Regions from separate parts of the Homo sapiens genome. Here region 2 is linked to region 1. A link is a contact called in ENCODE Hi-C or POLR2A ChIA-PET data. All regions are on one chromosome and are shown on one strand. Each heading gives the region's core, a stretch centred on a gene start or an enhancer-like site at or near the end of the contact. The rest is flanking DNA. Distances are from core to core; before and after follow the strand shown.

Region 1 (6,756 bases), core at 3,142-5,641:
TTCTCAATGAGCCTAAAAAGGAACCGGAAAATACCACTCCTTTTCCAGTTGATGTAACAGAATTGAAGCAGCGTTAAGAATGATTCCAGAAATCAAGAAACTTGTTTGAGACCTAGGTCCACCATTTACTGACAGCAAATGGTCATTTCTTGCCATTTCACCTTTCTAAGCCCCAAGTTTCTTAACAGTAAATCAAGCATTTTAGCTATACCTGATATAAATGCATTGTAACTGCCCAAGTGAGGCAGTTAAGTAAGTGCTTTGTAACAGTAAGAAACTAGAGGTATGTTATAGTCATTTGGACTGCTCTTGCGGAATGCCACATTCCCCACCTAATTCTCTTATTCCTTATCACTTTTCATCAAAAGCCTAAATCATGTCATTCTGGGTACTAAAGACCTCCCAGATCTCTTCTCCGCATTGGGAATTGGAAAATAATACCCCAAAACGAAGTCCTTAGAAGCAGAAGTGACCTCCTGCTATCCTTTGGCCTCTCATCCTCCATTGAGGCTACACATAATAACTAGAATCCCTCTTCCCCAAGGTGGTTACTGAAACTAGAACCCCTTTTTCTTCAAAGCCAGCCATAAAACCTAAAAATCTTACTGTAACTTTTCCGTCTCCTTTCTGTGTAAAAGCTAGCCATAAGAAAGTATATGTCTTACGTTGTTTGGCTGTAGGTCATAAGACCCTCCCTCATTCCAGAGAGGGTCCTCTAGAATGAGGAAGGAATACCCAGAAGGAAAGAATCTTGCCAGAGGCCAAGAAGAGTCTAGACACAGAGGCCTTGCTATGTTTCCCCAGTCTATTAGCATTAGATGACACCCTTTTTATCCAATCACAGTTCTACATGGCAGTTGGTACTTTGTTGAACCTAAGCATAAAAATGGACAGTTTCCCCTGTACCTCTGGGCCTTCATTGTGAAGGTTCCCATGTCACATAAACCTATGATGAAGTTTGACTTTTCTATTAATCTGCCTTTTTTCCGTTGATTTTCAGTGAACTTTCGGAGGGTGAAGTTTTGCTCACCCCTACATACCTGTATTTTTCACTCATTTTCAAAAAGATTATTTTGAATAAATATTTCAAATCCTCCCATTTATTCAGATCCCCTTCTCAATCAAGCCACTCTCATACAGGGAGGTATTTTGGCTTTCTCTACAAAGAAGAAATTGTGTGATGTAGCCGTGGTTCCCAAAAAATTAAACTCCTGCTTATAACTAGAAAGATGTCACAGGCTACATCCTTTTCTTTGTGGGGAGGGAGGCAAATAATAATGTAAAATATAATAAAATATTAACTAATAAGCAGAATGTAAACAAAGAAGTAAGATTAAGAGGTATTATAATCATGAGGGATTTATAGTATTTGGTCCCACTGCAAACTTGTTCAAGAGTTCATGACTTGTTTTGTGCTATGTATTCTGGAGATTCTGGAAATCTATAGATGCCTTCTCAAAACCATGTTTTTAAAAAATACTTATACAGGGTAAGAAAGGTAGTGACACTAAATTTTTTTTTCTTAAAGTCTGTATATGTGCTTTAGTTACACATCAAATAATAAGATCTAGCAGCAAGTATAATGTTGGCTTGAAAGGTTCACAATTAGTGTAAACTATTTCAAGACACCTGTAATAAGTACAAAGTGATATGAAAATATCTATGATTATCATTGATGTGAAATCCAGTGATTAGCTGCCTGTACTCACAAAGGAAATAAGCAAATTGCATTTAGGATTTGTGAAAATGTAATTTTTTCCCATCTAGAGTCCCATAACCATCTGTAGAAATCAGATTTTGTCGAGATTTCTCCGTACTGTTAAGTGGGCTTTTCTAAAATCAAAAACAAAACAAACAAAAAATAACCTCAGCCTCCCAAATACAATGTAAACAGTAGTACATCCAAGTCAGCCCAACTTCCTATAGCCCATTTATTTGTCCTGGTAACCCCAATTTCAGGCTTCTTCCTCCCTTCTCCAAGTTTTTTCATTTATTTTTCCCTCTCTATTTCTTATCTAATCACCAAATATGTATTGGATAGCTAACTCTAGCTCCCTGGTTCAGCTCAATCTGTGAGAAAGCAATTTGGGAAAAGAAGCAGATTATAAGCTGACAGAGGTTCCTTTCATACTTTTTACTATCTCTCAGCATCAGGGTGGTAGCAATACTTGTGCAGATTGACGCAGAATGACAAGGTGAGTAGTCTCCAAAAAGAGAATTCCATTTGGAGAATTCCATCTGAGGGGGAGGTGGAAAAAAAAACAGGCTTTTCGACTACGTCCCAGCATACACAACTGTTAATATCGCAACCTGATTGGTGAAAAATTTTCTCTCGGAAAAACCACGCAAATAAAAATCTAAGAATACGTTCTGATTGGTTAATTCAGCAGGCTCTGCAAACCAACAGAAAAAGCAAGTTTTACAAAACTGAGCCAGAGGCTATGATGAACTATCCCTCCGATTGGCTTAATACAAGAATTGCATTTTTTTCTAACATTACCTGGACGTGGGAAGCAAGACCACACTCGCGCCAAAAGCAAGACCTGCTTTGCCACGCGGGCCTACAGTTGCCAGTAGGGCTAATACACCGCGTCCTCCGCAAATACAGCTACTCCGAGCGGGTTGGACCAGCATGCTAGTGTTACCTGGCGGCAGTGCTAGGAGGTTAAGAGTAGGCAGAAATAAATGAACAAGCAAGAGAGCCCCTGGGAAAATAAGTCCTGGAGACGCTGGCCACTGACAGAAAAAGACAATGGGCACACTTTTTATTTTGAGACGGAGTCTCGTTCTATCGCCCAGGCCGGAGTGCAAGTGGCGCGATCTCGGCTTACAACTTCCGCCTCCCGGGTTCAAGTGATTTTCTACCTCAGCCCCCAAGTAGCTGGAATTACAGGCGCGCGGCACCACGCCTGACTAATTTTTGTATTTTTTTTTAGCAGAGATGGGGCTTCACCATGTTCTTCAGGCTGGCCTCGAACTCCTGACCTCGTGATGCCCCCGCCTCGGCCTCCCAAAATGCTGGGATTACAGGAGAGCCACCTCGTCACGCAGTGCAGCCCCCACACTATTTACAAATACAGTACCTGAGGGCCGATATCCCAAAGCTAAGGCTTATCAAAGGCCTGCGAAAAGACAGACACCGGGCACCACCAGCAGTTGGCCATTCTCAACGACCAGCTGCACAAGATCGTGGGCCGGAAGCACCTTGGGCATGCCACGTACTGCTCACAACCAGGACGGGATGTGCTCAGGAAGTCACCTCAACGCTAAAGTAAACTAAAGCATTTACACCACATCCCTGTGTCAGAAATAAAATTTTTTCAGGGCCACTTTTAAGCGCCGCGCTTTAACAGAAATCGGCCGGCCAATCACACACCACCGCGGGAATTTGAAGAAAAAGTAGGACCTGGTGGCTCAAGTAGCCTTAGCTATCCGGTGACTGTGGCTGAGACTGAGACGGAAGGATCCTTGCGCCCAGGCTGCTGGGAGCTGTTAATAACTGACCCCCAACCAGCACGACTAGGATAGACCGTGGCCGCACAACACCGCAGCACCCGCACCCCTCTCCACCCCACTCCCCCCTCCAAAAAGCTTCAGCTCTTTTGACTGAGACCTGTGGGTGGCTCTGAAAAGAGCCGTTTAAAATTTTCAAAGGGGAACGTCCCGCCAGTTTCACTTTTTCTTCGGAGCTGCCTTCTTTGCCTTTGTAACCTTCGGCTTCCCCGACTTAGGCTTGGCCGCCTTGGGCTTAGGGGCTTTGGCCTTAGCTGGACTCTTGGCAGCTTTTTTTGGCTGAGGTGTTTTCACCTTTTTCGCACTCTTGGCCACTTTCTTGGTCCCAGCAGCGGTTGCTGGCTTCTTTACCTTCTTAGGAGTCTTTTTGATGCTTTTCTTCGGGGTAGCGGCGCCAGCCACCTTCTTGGGCTTCTTGGCTGCCCCAGCAGGCTTCCTAGGCTTGGCTGCGCCAGCCTTTTTGGCCTTGGGTTTGCCTTCCCCGGAAGCCGCTTTCTTGTTGAGTTTGAAGGAGCCAGAAGCACCGGTACCTTTGGTCTGCACCAGAGTACCTTTGCTCACCAAGCTCTTGAGGCCAAGCTTGATACGGCTGTTGTTTTTTTCTACATCGTAGCCAGCAGCCGCAAGCGCTTTCTTAAGCGCGGCCAGAGAAACGCCGCTGCGCTCCTTAGAAGCTGCCACTGCCTTGGTGATAAGCTCAGATACTGGGGGTCCGGATGCTTTGCGTTTCCCAGCAGTTGCGCCTGCCTTCTTCGCCTTTTTCTTCACAGGTGTTTTTTCTGCGGGTGCAGGAATGGTAGGAGCAAGTGGAGCAGTCTCCGACATGTTTTTGTCTTCCCAGAAAAGACAATAAGTAATCTCAAACTGTCAGAACAGCATGTCCTCTACGAGGGAGGCTGAGGGTTTATATAGAGAGACGCTGAGTGATGATTGGTTCCTTGCTCCATGCGCGGCGCTGCTGGAAAAGGACTCCTCGTATCTACCGCGCTGCTGTGTTTGTTGCCCCTTAAAAAAGAGTAAAAATATAAGAAATCTGGGCATGAAATAATTAGAGACTTGGGGGAAACTGATCCGAGAGAGTTCGGGCTTCATTCCTGCCTTTGTTTCTATGCATAGTTTTAAAACCGGCATCTTGAAACTTTTCTTATTCCCCCAACTCTCTTTCAAACTTCGGTCAAATCGAGACAACTTTCATGTTTTCCTTAAAAATACTATTTCTCCCTCTTTCATTTGCAAATCTCTCTTCCAGGGCATTGTTCTGTGAATTCTTACCGTCTCAACTTTATATAGATAAACTCATTTTTATCCAAATGTGCAGGGAAATTGGGTTTTTTCGCAGGAACAATAGCACAGGCTCTCTGGCGAGCTGTTTGCATCAACCTCTAGGAATTGGCACTGAGGTAGAAAGTTCTATGTACAAGAGGGGTGATTAGTTTAGAAAAGATAGTTTAAAAAAAAAAATAGTATTTGAGTTACCAGTGTGTAAGCTGGATTTGATCTCCATATTTCAGTGGTTTAAACATTTCCAGAAAGATAAGGGTGAGGCTACATTATTCCTCTTACAGAAAAAAAAGTCCTAAGTAGAGTTACCAACCTTCTCTTAAAAGTTAGGATCATGGATTTTTCCGATCTAGAATGGGCATTAAAGATCAACTACCACATCCCCAAAAAAGAAAACTGAACCAACAAATAATAGAATGGCAGGCCAACATCATTTTGGCAACTGTGAGCATTGAGAGCTTGTGTACATGTTTGTGTCCCATCACTTTATAAATAATTTAATGAAATACACTATTTTTTTGCTAATATTCATCATAGAATTTTGTACATTTTTTATATTTTAAAATCATATTTATAATACAAATTTCCCTTCCTCTTTCTCTGTACAACCTGTTTGAATAACTGGTAAAAGTCACTTTAAAAAAATAAAATACAAATTTTCAACATTGCAAGTGTGGGCATCAAGGGTTAGAAAGAAAAATATCTGATTTAAATCACTGTAAATTTTCATCATTCTACTTGGCTTTTTACACACAAAATATGAACTAAGCTGTCACACCCTAAATTAATTGGTTGAATATGTCCACCTAAGGAGCTGAACAAACATTTCAAAGCAAACATGAGTAACTTCAGTATTCTTTATCTGTTAGTTTGCAATACAGCTGATGGAATTAGGTTATTATTAAATAATTAAGCACAAAATTGATATTCTCCATCAAGTAATCAGATGCTGAAATGAACTCCTATGTTGAAGAAACAAGAGAAGTAGTTTGATGTTATGTTTCTTCTAACAAAAATACTCATTTCAAAAAATCAAGTTATTCTGGCCTACACTCAATAGTGATTAGAGGATTTTTTCATATAAATCCTAGATAAAATAATCAACTTTAAAGATGTCATCTCTCCTCATTCAACTAATTTCATAAAAATTACTTAGCTTGTCTTGGCCAGGCGCAGTGGCTCACGCCTGTAATCCCAGCACTTTGTGAGGCCATGCTGGGCAGACCACCTGAGTCAGGAGTTCAAGACCAGCCTGACCAACATGGTGAAACCCTGTCTATACTAAAAATACAAAAATTAGGCGGGCATGGTGGCACACGCCTGTAATCCCAGCTACTTGGGAGGCTGAGGTAGGAGAATCGCTTGAACCCGGAAGGCGGAGGTTGCAGTGAGCCAAGATAGTGCCATTGCACTCCAGCCTGGGCAACAAGAGTGAAATTCCATCTCAAAAAAAAAAATTACTAAGCTTGTCTTAAGTAATTATTTACTCTCTTGCATGTATTAGAAACAAGTCTCTGGGACTTAAGACCGTGTTATACACCACTGAAATACAAATGTGGTTTATAAAAAAGCTAAACTTATAGAATTGGATTAGTAGGACCCCACAATTCCAGTAGGGAAGCATTTTATAGGTTTCTGGAGGCAGGGGCGGTGCATCATTATGGATATCATTTTCAACAGTGATAGTCACAAGCATACTCTAAGTATTTTTTTTTGGGACCATAGCTTTATATTGCCTAGACGTAAAGGTACAATTAAAATTCAGATTGTTTACTGTTTATTATTTTGATCATTATTGTAGTCTTAATAGTTGTTGAATAATTGTTGGAATTGTTCACCGTGTTAGATATAGTCAATTAACAGATGCCACCATTTCATTCTTGTGCAACACTGACTGGTTCCCATAGCTACTTAGGATCTCAGTAAGTAAAAAGGCATTGGGCTAACTAATCTCTGCTCTTT
Region 2 (7,293 bases), core at 4,012-6,511, 210 kb after region 1:
AATTAATGTGCAGTCCAGGCAACAGGTCAGGGCTGGAAACACAAGTTATTCTTTCTGTATTCTGTATCTTCATGATTGTTGCCACTGCCTGTTTCAATTTAATGCATTAGTGATCTATTGCTGCTTAACAAATTACTGCAAACTTAGTGGTTCAAAACAGCAGACATTTGTCATTTTAGTTTCTCTGGGTCAGAAGTCCAGGCAGACCTTAGATGGCTTCTCTGCTCAGAACTTTACAAAGCAAAAGTCAAGGTGTTGGCCAGGCTGTATGTAGCCTCATCTTGTCTTGACTGTGGGAGAGTCCTCTTTTCAGATCACTCAGGTCATTAACAGAATTCATTTCTTTACAGTTGAAGGACTCCCTGCAGGCTGAAGCTGGAGGCTGCTCTAAGCTCCTACAGGCCACCTCAGCTCCTTGCTATGTGGGTCTCCAACGATGACTACTTTTGTCTTCAAAGCCAGCCAGGAAGACAGAGACTCTAGAGTGGGTCAGCTAGCAAGACAGAGTCTTACACTACATTATGTAGTCATGGAAGGGACATGCCATCAGCTTTACCATATTTTATTGGTTAGCAGTAAGCCATAGGTTCAGCTCACACTCAGGGAAAGTACAGGCTGCAAACTGCAAGAGGAGTAATCATAAGGGGTCCACTCCAGAGTCTGTAGGCTACACCATATACAAGCTCAAGGTTCTCCCACTGTAACTGCCCTGCTTCCCCTTTCCCAGGGCAATACACCACACTTGCCTTTCTCTAGGTCTCTACTTCCATGAAAGCAAAGTCTCAGAAAGAGAACACATGCATGGCCGTCAGGCACTGTTTGCCATGATGATGGCCACTGCTGTACCACACCATAAACATTGTTTTACAGTTACTAGTGGATTCCCAATCATTAAATCCATTATACATTTCTATTTTCCCCTCCCACCGCCATGCTTTTTTTTTTTTTTTTTTTAAGAGAGATAGGATCTTGCTCTGTCACCCCCCAGGCTAGAGGTCAGTGACGTGATCATAGCTGAGTGCGGCCTTGATCTCCTGGGCTCAAGTGATCCTCCTGCCTTAGCATCCCATAGTGCTGGGATTGTAGCTGTGAGACACTGGGCCTTGCTTGTCTTTATACACCTCTGTCCTTTCTTTATGGACAACCCTGAGTTCTTCATAGACCTGCCTGAGTAGGTGTTCCTGCCTATGTGGCATCTGCCTCATCAATCCCCAGGGCCCTCTTCTTGGTCTTTCCCTGCTCCTAGGGAGATCTTTCTCAGAATTCTTGCTCCACTTGCTCCAGAACTGCTGAAATTCCTTAGGCTTTGGTCCTGGGCTCTCATTTCACACCACATATACTCATATGGTCCAATCCATTTTCAGAGCAGACCCCCACTGGCACCTATCCCATAAGCAGACCCCCACTGGCACCTGTACTTCTGTCTCCAGCCCCACACATTCCCTGAACTCAGTGCCCACTAGGCATCTCACAATGAGTGTATCCAAAATAAAATTCCCATCAACCCTGCCTACCCATCATCATCTGAATGACTGACACCACCTAAGAGTCATTTTAGCCTTCTCTTGTTCTCTCTTAACCCACCACATCCGACTGATAGCCAAGCCCTGCTATTTGTACTTCCTTTCAATAGTCCAGCTTAGTGGTTTGATCAAAGACTCTGGAGTGAGACAGCCTGGGCTCAAGGCCCAGCTCAGAAAGAAACTACTTGTGTGACCTTGGGAAGTCATTTAACCTCCCTGGACCTCAGCTTTTACGTCTATAAAATGTGGGAAATAAGGTACCTCTTAGTGTTGTTGTGAATCTTGTTAATATATGTAAATCTCTAAGCACAATACTAGCATTGTAGCAGGTTCTATGTAAGTATTTCCTAGTATTAATGTGAGTAATCAATCAAGTCCCCTCTCCTCCATTGCCAAGCTGCCATCATTTCTTGCCTAGAGTGTCACAGTAGCTTCCTTTCTGGTCTCCCTATCTCCTAACGTGTGGCCCACCGGATGAGGATGGGATATATTGTGCAACCCCAGCAGGCATCATCCCATGGAATACAATGTAAAAGGTGCCCCCTACCTCCCATCTTCCCTGGCACCTGCCCCACTGCTATTTTCAGTGTACACATTTTCTCACGTCATACTTTTCAGATATTTTCCCTTCACCTTCACACTAAAACTCCAACTCACAGCAGGCAACTGTCGATGTTTTCTCCAGGGGAGGTGGATTTAGGAGTCATCAATGCAGGGATCAGAATTAAGCCTTTCAGAATGGAAGACAATGAAATTCATTTAGGGTTAATACATGCAGGTGCTGTGCTAACTCTTCCTTAAATAACTTATGGACCATGTCTCATTTCCACTATAGACAAAGAAACAGAAACATTGAGTGATTAGTTAACCAGCTTTGGGTTCCAGGGCTAATGAGTTGTGCATGACAACAGATGAAGATAGAAAAAAAAAAGCCTAGAGAGAGTAGATAGTAAGCCAGTGTGCCTGGGACATGCTGACAGATATCTAGATGTAGCATAAAGAAAATTTGTGTTCATGGGAGGTCCTAATGGCAGCAAGAGGTGAGATAACCATGAGAAATGGACATTTCTTGGTGAGACTAACTCGATAAAGGAGACAAATCTCTGGGCATTTTGCCACACCTACTGCATGCAGGACACTGCACTAGATCTTATAAAAGATAAAGAGAAGATAGCATCAAGTGCCTAGGTCTTGAAGGAGGGCTGAGTGCACTTTTCATTTAGCGTACATTCTTATGACTTACTTTTTTATCATACACTGTTGTAAGCAAACTGCATGTGTTGTCTCATTCCATGCTCACAGCAACAACTCTTAAAAGTCAAGTACTATTACTGTCATTATTTTACAGGTAGGGAAACTGGGGCACAAAGAAGTTAGAGAACTGGCCAAAGGTCACACAGGCCACCTGGCTTCAGAATTAGTGCTCTTATCCACTCTATTATGCAACCTCTCCTCACTAGTTTTGAACTTCAGTGGCTGAGACCTACTACATGGTAGGTTCTCAATAAAAATTTGTTGAATCACTGAATTCATTTCTGCCCCATTTCACATCCATTTCTTTCCCAAGACTTCTTTGTCAGAGTTCGGTATAAAGGACTGATGAGAAATGGACCCAGGGCCTCACACTTTGGAAACTACAAAGTTCAACGATACAAACTATTGGTCCCAGAAACTCCTAATCTGAAGCTTAGCACCTCAGCTGCTGTGTCAAAAATGACTTGGATCCTTCAGGCAAGGGTGGGGTGATCATTCTTACTGATATAATTTCAAGCAGCACAGCTTCTGATAGACTGTGAATTTAAAAATGAGCAAATGGGCTGGGCTCAGTGGCTCATGCCTGTAATCCCAGCACTTTGGGAGGCCGAAGCGGGCGTATCACCTGAGGTCAGGAGTTTGAGATCAGCCTGGGCAACACGGTGAAACCCAGTCTCTACTAAAAATACAAAATTAGCCGGGCATGGTGGCACATGCCTGCAATCCCAGCTACTCAGGAGGCTGAGGCAGGAGAATCGCTTGAACCTTCGGAGCCGGAGGATGCGGTGAGCCGAGATCGCACCATTGCACTCCAGCCTGGGCAACAAGAGTAAATCTCCATCTCACCAAAAAAAAAAAAAGAAAAAGAAAAGAAATAAAAATGAGCAAATGAACATTTAAATAAATAAGTATGATGGATAAATAGGGAATGAACAGTGGTATGGATTATAATAAAGTAAGAAAGTTTCGTAAAATATTAAGTATATCACTATAATCTACATGGTAGGCATATTGGTATTCACCAAAAATTCTTTCACCTTTGCTTTATGTTTTAGAAGTGTTATGGTAAACTGTTGGGAAGGAAAAGGGGGAGGGAAGAATTGTGGGATTCTGTTGGTAACAGAGACCAGAAATACCATTGGCTTAAACAAAACAAGGGTTTTCTTGTTTTTTCTTGATGTTGTTGTTTGTTTTCATGTAAAATGAATTTAGATGGCGGTAGTCCAGGGCTGACCTGGCAGCTCAGAGATGTCATTCATGCCCCAGCCTGCTTCTGACTTCATTCTCTGCTGTCTCTGCATGTGGCTTTCAACCTCAAGGTTGCCTCATGGTTCTAAGAGGGCTGCCGCACCTCTAGTTCAAAAGTCTACATCCAAGACAAGAGGAAGAAGGAAGTACGGAGAGTGTACACTCACACTCCCAGCTATCTTGGCCTCCATTCTGAAGGATCTCTGGGAGAAACACAAGCCCACAACTTTACCTACAAACTATTGATTCCAACTTAGTCCCTTGTTCTCTGGTATCTATGAGATAGCAGAGCCTATTGAAGTACCCAAGAAAATTAGGCTTTATCACCAAGAAGAAAGGGGGACTGCATGATGCAGAAGGGACCAGCCATCTCAACCAGATACTGCACAGCCTAAATTCAAACTGTTACAATATAATCAAATTTCATCAACCCCAGTCACATCTTAATCTTAGGAGTTTTGATCACTGACTTGCAAATCCAAAAAGTGTGTTTTGAGGTCCTAGGCCACAGGAAGAACCAGTTTGTCTCACAGACCTCTTACAGAGATGGCATTTGTAGTCTATCTAGATTCCAGCTTCAGATAATATGTACTCCACTGGCAGCACGAGAAATAAATACACAGGAAAATACAATATAGCACAAACCAGGAGCTGAGGGCGAATGAAGATGCTCAGAAACACCTGCACTAAAAGTTTCCTGAAAAAGGTAAAAAATGTCAATCAGCACTGCCTCTGGAAACCAGAAACATTATATTATTTGATAACAGATCCTAAGTCTGGATGCTGGAGGTGCTTAAAAATGTGCATTGCGTCTGGCTTTCTTTCCATGTATACATTTATTTGACGCTGTAGTAAAATCTCCTCCTTCAGGTACCCATATTCATGCAAGCAAATGTTAGCAAACTGCCACAGTAGCATTTTAATTAGTGCACAACTTTCTCTCTTCACCACATTATAATCTTTTCTCATTTTGTTCTGCTGCTATTTCTATTATGATAAAAGACTTAAGTAAATATGTAGAAATACTTATATACATGGACACGCAATAATGATTCAAATAGATAAACACAGAAACACAAACACTAAGGGAGGTACGGCTGGAATTTTTCTGCAACGTGTACAATTCAATGTACTTTCACTTTTCATTTCAACCCTCCTCAGTGGTTTCCTCCCAGCAACTGATGAGAAACATCACCTCTGAGCCAATCAAAAAACTAATTCTTCCAAAAAGAGATTGTTATTATTCCTCACAATAACCAGATAGCCTCTGCTTTCTTTTTCCTTTCTTCGGAATGAGAGACTCAACCATAATAGAAAGAATGGAGAACTATTAACCACCATTCTTCAGTGGGCTGTGATTTTCAGAGGGGAATACTAAGAAGTAAGTGGGGAATGTTGATTAGAGCCTGGGCTACAATGCCTGGGAGGACAAGAGCTGAATCGCTGAGAGTGGTGAGTGGGCATGCAGGGAGAGTACTTGCCCAGGGAAAGGGGTGCAGTGCCTCTGTGTGTGTGTGTGTGTGTGTGTGTGTGTGTGTGTGTGTGTGTGCGTGTGTGCGCATGGGCACCCATGCACACATGTGGGCACATGGAGAAGAGGCAAGTAGTGCAAAGAATAAAGACCTGCAGATATTGGGATTTGGTGGAAGGAGAGGGAGACAACATAAATGAAGAAATATTCCAACTGCATGTTCTTAAGAACTTATTGTGGTCAGAAAAGGGCAAAAAAGTCGCTAAAATCTGTTTTGGCCAACACAAGCCATCTATTCTAAGAGATTCTAGAAAGAGATGTGCCTTATAGATTCATATGTAAATTTGTTCATTACAGAAATACTTATAATATAGAAAAATCTGAACCAGCATACACATACAACAGGCAGGGGGTAGACAAACAGTGCGTGGCTCTATCATAAAAGAGATTTCTATGCAGCTTTTAGGCATCATGTTTTTAATGAAGGGCAATTATTTCTCATTTTAACAGCATTAGATCCATACATTAAACCTTGTTTTGTATGTTTTAGGTACAGTATCTGTTTTTCCTTCCATTAATCATTTCCTCATAACCCAATATATGTGTTTCAATGGACACAATCTATTTCATTGTGTGAATATATAATTATTTTGTAATACTTTACTAATTTTGGCTATTTCAATTATCTACATTTGGCTACTGTATAGATTTTATTATATTTAACAACCTCAGACATAAATTTTTGTCTTAATTTCTGTCTTTTTTTTTTGCCTCAACAATAATTCCTATAAGTGGAACTTTTGGGTAAAGCATACAACTTTTTTTTTTAATAGCATTTCCTTGGTAGAGCATGTAACTTTTTAAAGATGCTTGCTGTATATATGACCAAAATGCTTTGAGAAATATTTATATTTCTACTACCAAAGTATATGATTACTACTACAGAGTTTTAATTTTATTGATTGACTAATTTGTAGAAATGGGGGTCTCATTATGTTACCCAGGCTGTTTTAAACCCCTGGGCTCAAGGAATCCTCCCACCTTGACCATCCAAATTGCTAAGATTGCAGGCATGAGCCACTGAACTTTTATTCCTTTATGCTTTTCTTCATTTGCAATATTGACTATAATCAGGAAGAAAATATAAACATCCTTTAAAAAGAATGAAAACATATGTCTCACTCTAAGCAGAGCAGAGAAATTGTTAACTTTGAAACCAGTGATAATAAAAATGATACCCCTTCTATAGCAACATAAAGAGAAGTTTTGAGGAACAGAAGATGTGAAATGCAATATTTAGTCTGGGTCAGTGCAAGATCCAGGCGAGGGTGGAGGATGGCCGGCTGCACAGACCTCTGTTCCGGTGCTTTCTCTTCATCCCTCCCCACCTCCCTCTGCAGACCTTGTTCTCAGAGGCCATTCCCAGACTCAGGTAGCTACAGCAGCGGGTGTTGTGGCTGCAGGCCTCATGCTCCTTTGCTTTGGAAGAAACTGTTGAGGAGTTAGTATTTACTGAGCAGCTTATATGTTCCAGTCAGTATTATCACTCATAATAATTACTGTTAAGTAATACATGAAAAATCTTAAATTTAAAGCATTTCAATATTTTAAAAGTAAAGGGAGCAAAAGGCCAACGTGTTCTTTTGCTCACTTAACTTCCGATCTTCAGTTTAGCATGCATCTTTTTAGACTTTTTCAGGCGTTTACATCTATAAATATGCAGAAATGTATAGCTTTGTTTTTGTTTTTCAGTTGAATCATTAGTGTAGTTCTGCAACATGCTTTTTGACCGCTTAG

What was found. Hi-C counts contacts between places; a loop is a spot of excess contacts on that map. ChIA-PET counts read pairs that join two places held with the same protein, here RNA polymerase II (POLR2A). Pooled maps may share reads with other maps.
Region 2: a pooled map shows a loop between it and region 1 (3-fold over the local background). The contact joins the promoter of BTN3A3 here to the promoter of H1-3 in region 1. A Hi-C loop is called at or near these places in 3 of 50 pooled maps. POLR2A ChIA-PET finds 5 or more read pairs at or near these places in 2 of 52 experiments (PC-9 and T-cell).

What each region holds. Positions count from the first base shown.
Region 1 is chr6:26,230,596-26,237,351 of GRCh38, forward strand. H1-3 (H1.3 linker histone, cluster member) reads right to left here and starts at 4,392. Exons shown (of 1, transcript NM_005320.3): 1 at 3,617-4,392. The coding sequence starts at 4,338. The coding sequence ends at 3,673. It also overlaps the pseudogene H2AC9P. RefSeq lists enhancers at 2,715-2,764, 3,595-4,004, 3,918-4,905.
Region 2 is chr6:26,435,243-26,442,535 of GRCh38, forward strand. BTN3A3 (butyrophilin subfamily 3 member A3) reads left to right here and starts at 5,262. Exons shown (of 11, transcript NM_006994.5): 1 at 5,262-5,406.